2 separate regions of the Homo sapiens genome follow, and region 1 is linked to region 2. Evidence: read pairs that join two places in POLR2A ChIA-PET (ENCODE). Cell type or tissue: OCI-LY7. All regions are shown on one strand. Links, peaks and the distances in the headings refer to the core of each region. The heading gives the core; the rest is flanking DNA. Region 1 overlaps EMC10 (ER membrane protein complex subunit 10). Region 2 overlaps MYH14 (myosin heavy chain 14).

What was found. ChIA-PET counts read pairs that join two places held together with the same protein. Peaks named below come from ENCODE experiments on the same cell type or tissue, not always from the same donor. Only the 100,000 strongest peaks of a DNase experiment are listed, where the experiment ranks them.
Region 1: POLR2A ChIA-PET joins it to region 2 with 5 read pairs; 2 of 35 experiments call an interaction of 5 or more read pairs at or near these places.

The regions. Positions count from the first base shown.
Region 1 is chr19:50,484,362-50,488,741 of GRCh38, forward strand. It overlaps EMC10 (ER membrane protein complex subunit 10), which reads left to right. Exons shown (of 7, transcript NM_206538.4): 7 at 1-4,380. It overlaps MYREM (MYBPC2 cis regulating lncRNA enhancer of myogenesis), which reads right to left. Exons shown (of 2, transcript NR_186349.1): 1 at 3,031-4,380; 2 at 2,449-2,827. Among named protein-coding and RNA genes, the nearest start is that of MYREM, 2.3 kb to the right of the region's middle. In OCI-LY7, for the core only: CTCF peaks have their summits at 2,713 (motif pointing right) and 2,915; a DNase peak (open chromatin) is centred at 2,690.
Region 2 is chr19:50,278,547-50,282,926 of GRCh38, forward strand. It overlaps MYH14 (myosin heavy chain 14), which reads left to right. Exons shown (of 43, transcript NM_001145809.2): 31 at 1,491-1,595; 32 at 1,685-1,837; 33 at 3,048-3,296. Among named protein-coding and RNA genes, the nearest start is that of KCNC3, 49 kb to the right of the region's middle. In OCI-LY7, for the core only: no CTCF peak of the experiment used is centred there; no DNase peak of the experiment used is centred there.

The DNA.
Region 1 (4,380 bases), core at 255-4,254, 210 kb after region 2:
AGTCCTGGTCCCTGTGTCTGATCTGCAGATGTCTTCTACCCCGGCACTGGGGGAACATCTTATTTTTCCTGGGTTAAACATTGGGATCTTTATAAACCTGATTATGTCCTTTCCCTCTAAGTCTCGGTTGCTTTCAGGCTGGCAGGGTTACTCTGTTGGGTATTCCAGGAAATGCCTGAGCTCCTTCAGGCTCCCCTAGCGTTCTGTTCTTATTAAACTTTTCTTCCCCGTCTGGCCGGTCCTTGGGGAACCCACTCACTATTTTATTTTATTGACCGGGTTATCCAGGGATGAAGTATGAAACTCAAAAGATAGAGTAGGTTGGCCAGGCATAGTGATTCATGCTTGTAGTCCCAGCTGTTTGGGAGGCTGAGACAGGAGGATCGCTTGAGCCCCAGAGTTCGATGCTTCCTGAGCTGTGATTGAATCACTTTACTCCAGCCTGGGTGACAGAGTGAGACCCTGTCTCCAGAATAGACAAAAGATGCAGTGGAATCCACGTCCAGAAACTGTATGCTCACTCTGGGCTCCAGCACCCACTTCCCCTCCCTGGAGGCAGCCTGAGTTTTCTGTCCCCTGGTATGCTGCAGATACTCTCCACAGAAACAAGCAGATGCACATGTCAACAGTTTTGCAAGTGTTGCTCTTTTCCCCCACCTTCTTTTGACATAGCTGGGGCAGTTTCCATCTCTGGTATAAGGTGCCATCTTATTCCATCTCTGGTGTAAGAGTGTGTTGCTGGATTTGAGTAGTTCTAAGCAGCACTGCAGGAGTCCCCCTGTTCTGCTGCATCATTTTGCACACATATGTGTCTGTGGAAGACATGGCCCGGTGGGGCCCCACCTTGCTGGGGGAGAGGGATGTGTGTGTGATGGTGGTGCATGCTTCCCCCTTGCTACTCCAGGTGTCTGCCCCATCCCTTCACCCTGGAGGTTCCAGACAGCCCCTCTTCACCAGCGATTCCCCAACTCATCTCCAGCTCAGATCCCACCCCTGATCTCCAGACTCATGGCCCCAGCTGCCTCCTGGGCTCCTTCCCCAGGATGTGCCTCAGGGGCCACTAAAGGAGCCAGTGCCTCCCACCTGCCCGGATCGGGTGCTCCTCCAGGGATCTTTGTTCCAGTGAGTGGTGCCATCACCTGCCCAACCTCATGGACCAGAGCACTGCCCTGTCCCAATCACGTTCTCCTATGCACCACCATACCTACCCCTAAAGTTCTTCCTGGCCTCATCCCGTCACCTCTGTCTCCATGGCCTTGGTCCCAGCTCAAGCCTCGTCCTCTGCCACCTGGACCATCGGCCCAGCCTCCTCTTTGGCCTCCCAGCCCCCAACATCCCCCCCTCAGTCCATCCCCCTAATGGAGAGCTTCCTGACACTAGAGCTGACCTCACTACTCCCCTGCTCACAGCCCTCCGCGTGGCCTCTCACCTCCCCCAGGATAGAGTCCCAACCCATCCTTCTGTGTCTCCTCCTCTCTGTGTCCACTGTCCTGACCCTAACTCAATCCTCATTCTCTGCCTCCTGGACCCTCATCCTAGCCTCGTGACTTCTGGTCTAAGATGTGAGAGCACCTGGCAAGGTAAATGCTCCAGGAGGGGTTGCTCCCTCCCATTTCCTGCCACCAGAAAATGTTATCGGCTGCGTGGCATTGCGAAAGCCTTCCTCTTCCCAGCCTAGGGTTTCATGTGGGCATTTAGGTGCTCCCAGTACATAGTTGCATGGCAAACAATCCTAAAATATACAAGACTACATTTAGTATTTTGTAAAATTCTTTACTAACCCCAAATTGTCTACTGGAAACTATAGGCTCCTTTTTTTTTGGTGGGTGGGGGGCAGGTGTGTTTGTGGGATGGAGTTTCACTTGTCACCCAGGCTGGAGTGCAGTGGCTCAATTTTGGCTCAATGCAACCTCCACCTCCCAGGTTCAAGCAATTCTCTTGCCTCAGCCTCCTGAGTAGCTGGGATTACAACCGTGTGCCACCACACCCAGCCAATTTTTGTATTTTTAGTAGAGACCGGGTTTCACCATGTTGGCCAGGCTGGTCTTGAACTCCTGACCTCAAGCGATCCACCTTAGTCTCCTAAAGTGCTGGGATTACATGTGTGAGCCACCGCCCCTGGCCTCTGTAGGCTTCTTTAACCCATCAGAGAGACTCCCTGGTAAGGATTAGGGGCTAATTACTGGTGCCTCTTCAGCTGTCAGTCCATCCTCCTTTATTTGTACCCACCTTCCAGTCAGCAAGGCACAACAATGTTGTTACAAAGGAAACAAACTCAATTTGGCCCATTTCCTGGAAATGCAATCTCCCAAACAGGTTTGTGTGAACCAAATTCCATTTTCCTTTGTTTCCCATGTGCAGTCCCAGTTGCATTTCCATGGGAGCCAATCCACCCACCCATAGAATGACTTGAAAATGTGTGAAGTTCAGAAGTTTCATACCAAGAAGTTTGCTGAGCATGATGTTTGTATATTGATTAGGAGTAAAAATGTTCATTTTTACAAAATATTACAACTTCTCCCTCTCCCCTCCTTCCACCCAGTATCCCCTGTTCCTCCCCCAGGCATTCTGGTCACTGTTCCTTTTTGTTGAGATCATTCTCGGTGTCTCATATAGCTGGGTTGCAGCTCCGTTCTTTGCCAGGAGGTGGTAATAGAGGATTCCACGCACTCAGAATGCCTCAGGCCGGCGCCTGTGGCTTCTCTCAATGGAGGGAAGTGTCCTGCAGGGGGCGCTGTTGGTCCTTCAGGCAAGGTCGGGTTCCCTCGAAGTCTCTGTCTTAGCAGTTGCTGGTCTTCAGAAACATTGGGCACCAATTTTCTCATTTCTGAAATGGAATTCAGGTGAGGTCCCCTCAGTGCTGAGGTGCTTCATGTTGTCAGAGGAAGAGTTGGGAAGGGAGCGGAATGGAGCAGAAAGGCGTCATCCGCTGCTCACTGAGCTCAGATAGGAGGCCAGGGATCGGCAGATTCAGGAGCCCACTCCTGGCCAACCCCAGGGGCCCCACCCAGTCCTGTCCCTGCTCCTTACGTGCTGTGTATCTTTAGGCAAGTTGCTTCCTGTCTCTGAGCGTCGTCTTTGTTTCCGCCTTCCTGGGCCTACGGCAGGCCTGATTCCTCCAGGCAGTGTCCAGAGTTCCGGACAGATGGAAAAGGAAGAGAGAATGGGTGTCACAAAGGTCTGTCCACTCCTGGGCCTCAGGCTTGGGGGCCCTGCTCAGGGCTAGCCTGTTTGGGCCTCGGTATGGACTCCTGCCTCCTGGTCAGGACCTGGAAACCTGGGAGCAGGCAAGGCAGGAACAGGAGAGGGAGGCAAAGGCCCACCAGGCAGGGATGCAGGGGCCACCTGGAGACGGAGGAGACGGGGCTCCCGGGAGGGAGGCCAGTGGGAGTGAGAGCTTGAAGGAGAGAGAGCCAGGAGAGGAGACAGGTCCAGAGAGGAGGGAAAGGAAAGGACAGGGCAGAGACAGAGAAACCAGAGAGAGGGAAGGAAGAGAGACCCAAGGGGGAGAGACAGGGAAGGAAGAGGGAGGTGAGAAGAGGAAGAGGCAGATTCAGAGGAGAGAGGAGAGAAAAGAGGTGGAAATCAAACAGGAGAAAGAGGGAGGAGAGGAGGGAGGAGAGAGTGTAGGAAAAAAGCAGGAGGAAAGAGCCGGGCACGGTGGCTCACGCCTGTAATCCCAGCACTTTGGGAGGCCAAGGCAGGCAGATCACGAGGTGAGGAGATCGAGACCGTCCTGGCTAACACGGTGAAACCCTGTCTCTACTAAAAATACAAAAAAAAAATTAGCAGGGCATGGTGGCAGGCGCCTGTAGTCCCAGCTACTCGGGAGGCTGAGGCAGGAGAATGGCGTGAACCCTGGAGGCGGAGCTTGCAGTGAGCCGAGATTGCGCCACTGCACTCCAGCCTGGGCGACAGAGCGAGACTCCGTCTCAAAAAAAAAAAAAAAAAAAAAAAGAAAAGATGGCCAGAGCAGGAGGGGAGAGAGGAAGAGGGAGAAAGAAGGAAACAGTGTAGGGGGTCAGAAGTGGAAAGAGAAGAAAAAACAGAAGAGGAAAGAAAGACGAGGGGGTGAAAAAAGGGACAGGAAGGAAGAGAGGGAGAGGGTGGGTGCCATGGCTGGTGAGCTCGGAGAAGAGGGAAGCAGAGAAACGGGTGAAGGAGGGAGCGTCCTAGGGAGAAGTGGGTGGGGGAGAGGGTGTTGGGGGAGAAGAGGGTGGGGGAGAGGGGGCCCCGGGAGAGGGAGGGATGGAGGAGCGGGGAGCTCCAGCCAGAGAAGAGGAAAGAGAAAGGAGAGAGCTAGGAACTGGGAAGGAAAAGAGCTAGGAGGAGACCATGAGACAGAAAGAGAAGAGGGTGAAGAGAGAGGATAGTGGCTGG
Region 2 (4,380 bases), core at 64-4,063:
AATTTTAATTAGCCAGGTATGCTGGCATGTGCCTGTAGTCCCAGCTACTCAGGGGACTGAGGAAGGAGGATCCCTTGAGCCTGGGAGGTCGAGGCTGCAATGAGCTGTGATTGTGCCACTGCACTCTAGCCTGGGCAACAAAGTGAGATCCTGTCTCAAAATAATAATAATAATACCCAGTACTTTGGGAGGCCGAGGCGGGCAGATCACCTGAAGTCAGAAGTTCGAGACCGGCCTCACCAACATGGAGAAACCCTGTCTCTACTAAAAAAAAAAAAAAAAAAACACAAAATTAGCCGGGCGTGATGGCGCATGCCTGTAATCCCAGCTACTCGAGAGGCTGAGGCAGGAGAATCACTTGAACCCGGGAGGCAGAGGTTGTGATGAGCTGAGACCGCGCCATTGCGTTCCAGCCTGGGCAGCGAGAGTGAAACTCCATCTCCAATAATAATAATAATAATTCACTCATTTAAGATGTGCAATTCAATGGATTTTGGTATATTCACAGAGTGGTATGGCCATCACCATAATCTAATTTTGGACCATTTTCATTATCCCAAAAAGAAAATCCTATACCCTTTAGCTATCATCCCCCACTTCTCCCCCACCCCACCCAGGGAACCACTAATCTCCTTTCTGTCTTTACTGATCTCCCATTCTGGAGATCTTATATAAATGGAATCCTACTATATATGGGTGGCCTTTGTGGCTGCCTTCTTTTACTTAACATAACGGTTTCAAGATTCATCTGTGTTGCAGCTCGTAGCATAATTCCTTTTTTATTTTTTAATTTTTAAAACACCAGCTGGGTGCAGTGGCTCATGCCTGTAATCCCAGCACTTTGGCAGCGGAGGCGGGTGGGTCACCTGAGGTCAGGAGTTCAAGACCAGCTGCCTGACCAACATGGTGAAACTTCGTCTCTACTAAAAATACAAAATTAGCCGGGTGTGGTGGCGCATGCCTGTAATCCTAGCTACTTGGGAGGCTAAGGCAGGAGAATCACTTGCACCTGGGAGGCGGAGGTTGCAGTGAGCCGAGATTGCACCATTGCGCTCTAGCCTGGGCAACAAGAGTGAAACTCTGTCTCAAAAAAACCCCAAAAAACAACAGCACGCAATAGATCCATATACCTTTCTATTGCCGAATAATGCCCGTTGTATGGATATTCCACATTTGTTTATCCATTCGTTTATTGATGGACATTGGGGCTGTTCCCGCCTCTTGGCGATGGTGAGTAATGCCACTGAGAACATTCCGGTACGAGTTTCTGCATAGACCTATGCGTTCATTTCTTTTGGGTATGCACCTAGGAGCGGGATTGTTGGGTCATGTGGGAACCCTATGTTTAAGCATCTGTGGATCTGCCAGACTGTTTTCCACGGCAGCTGTAACATTTCACATTCCTGCCAGTGTGGTAGAGAGTTGAGGCAGATGGGGTCACTGGGTGGAAGCCACGATTGGAGGGCTTCATTCCCGTCCCTTCCCTGCAGGCTGAACTGGAGAATGTGTCTGGGGCGCTGAACGAGGCTGAGTCCAAAACCATCCGTCTTAGCAAGGAGCTGAGCAGCACAGAAGCCCAGCTGCACGATGCCCAGGTGACCCTGCCTGCCCTTCGGCTCCACCGTCACCCTCCCCTCCTTGTCCTCCCAGCCACACCTGACATTGCCGTCTCCTCCATCTACAGGAGCTGCTGCAGGAGGAGACCAGGGCGAAATTGGCCTTGGGGTCCCGGGTGCGAGCCATGGAGGCTGAGGCAGCCGGGCTGCGTGAGCAGCTGGAGGAGGAGGCAGCTGCCAGGGAACGGGCGGGCCGTGAACTGCAGACTGCCCAGGCCCAGGTGAGCAGCCCTACGTAAGACCTTCAGGGAGGCACAGCCCCCCTCACTGCTCCTCCTGGGTTCCCCAGCTCAGGGATGGCCATGCTGCCCACCTTCTCATAGGCCAGACCCATGGGTGCCTTTCTCATCTCTGACTCCCCCTTACCCCCCACAGCCCATGCCCAGCCCTGGCTGTCCTGACCCCTGACTCTCAGCCTCATCCCTTGTCCCAGCTCCAGCTCAGCCCCAGCTCCAGTGCCGTCCTCTCCCATCTAGATCCTCCTCTTGGCCTCTGGGCCTCCAGCCTCTCCCCTAACAGCTCATCCCCTGCACAGCCCCAGAAGCTTCTTTCTTTACCTGGAGCTGACCCTGTCCCTCCTCTGCTCACAGCTCTCCCACGCCTCCCCAGTACTCCTAGACAAAGTCCATGCCTCTCAGTCAGGCATTGAGGCCCTGCAATCTCTGGTCCTTCCTCTGCCTTTAGCTGTATTCATCTCTATCTCTACTTTCCTATTTTATTTGAAAAAAACCTTTTATTTTTCCAGACTTAGCATTAGGCTCCCCTGTGGGAAGTTTCCTGACCCGTCTTCTCTTTCTCCTCTGTCCCAACTCCAGTCACCTTGGGCTGGGACTGTCTCTGCCCATGAGTCTCCCCACCAGACTGAGAGCCCCTTCAAACTAGAATCCCATCAGAGTTAGATCCAGGTCTGTAGCACAGCCTGATATAGGGCCTGATGTATGGTAGGCGTTGAGAAATGCCTATTGAATGAATGAGTGATGGTACGTGCCTGCAGATATCCTTCAACTGGCAGACTTCTATGCATACTTCAAGACCCATCTCAAATGCTCCTCCTTCAGGAAGTTTCTCCTGAATGTTCTAAACAGATTCTGGGCACTTCCTGTGGACCTCCATAGCTCCCATACTGCTACCTTAACCCCTATCACCCTGGCTGTGACTCTGTGTCTCCCCCAGCAGCCGAGGGGCTCCCCAGGAAAGACTCCAGGTCTGATTCACCTCTGCATCTTGGAGGGAGTAATTTTAATTCCCTGGAAGAACTAGGGCTCATAGTATTCACAACTTCACACCACTCAGAGGCAGAAGAGCCCAGCAGAATGACCCCTTTCCCTCTTCAGGCCTCAGTCTCTTCATCCTGGAAATGGAGCACCACCAGCTTACACCTTGGTCACTCATGGCCGTGACCACCAACCACCCTCTCTCTCCTCCCCTCAGCTTTCCGAGTGGCGGCGGCGCCAGGAGGAGGAGGCAGGGGCACTGGAGGCAGGGGAGGAGGCACGGCGCCGGGCAGCCCGGGAGGCCGAGGCCCTGACCCAGCGCCTGGCAGAAAAGACAGAGACCGTGGATCGGCTGGAGCGGGGCCGCCGCCGGCTGCAGCAGGAGCTGGACGACGCCACCATGGACCTGGAGCAGCAGCGGCAGCTTGTGAGCACCCTGGAGAAGAAGCAGCGCAAGTTTGACCAGGTGGGGCACCTCAGTTCACCCAGCCGGGGAATCAGCAAGTCCATCTACGCTTCCCATGGTCGTTGTGAGGAACCAGTAATCCGTGCTGTCACGGCTCAACTAGGCAGTTGTAGTGGACCAGGAAGCAAGACCCTTCTTTGCTCTGGGCCTCTGTAAAATAGGACATCCCTCTGTCCTGATTCATGCCTCTTGCCACAGCATAATTCCTCGTAGCACCCACTTTTACTTTCAGAGCTGCCCTGGTTTTTGGATGACAAAATATACGAATACCTTCAGTACCCCAGAGATTGCTTATGAGAATTAAATCAAATAACTCATCTCACTTCTGCTGATTCACGGGGTACCTCAGGCAAGTTGCTTTTTCCATCTCAGCTTCAGTTCGCCCATCTGGAAAATGGCAATAATACCAAGCATCTGGCAGCCTGAGGATGAAATAAAAATCACAGAACCTTAGAGAGTTCAGATCAGGCAATCCTGAGGTTCAGATCCCAATTCGGCCTCTTGATGGCTGTGTGGCTTGGGCAAATTGCTCAACCTCTCTGTGCTTTATTTTATTCATTTAGAAAATGCAGTGTGAAGCTGGGCACTGTGGCTCATGCCTGTAATCCCAGCACTTTGGGAGGCCAAGGCGGGCGGATTGCCTGAGCTCAGGAGTTCACAACCAGCATGGGCAACACGGTGAAACCCCGTCTCTACTAAAATACAAAAAAATTAGCTGGGCATGGCGGTGTGCGCCTGTAATCCTAGCTACTCGGGAGGCTGAGGCAGGAGAATCACTTGAACTGGAAAGGCGGAGGTTGCAGTGAGCCAAGATCGTGCCACTGCACTCCGGCCTGGGTGATAGAGCAAGACTCCATCTCAAAAAAAAAATAAAAAATTAAAAAAAATTTTTTTAAATTGTCATTTCCCTGTAGGTGGTGCAGTATGTTTTTCTAGCTGACTTACGATTTCTCTCTTTATGTTTGGTTCTTAGTGGTTTGACTGTGATATGCCCAGCTGTGGGTTTTTTGTATTTATCCTGCTTTAGATTCACTGTGCTTCCTGTAGCTGTGGGTTGATGTTTTTGATCAAATGTGGAACATTT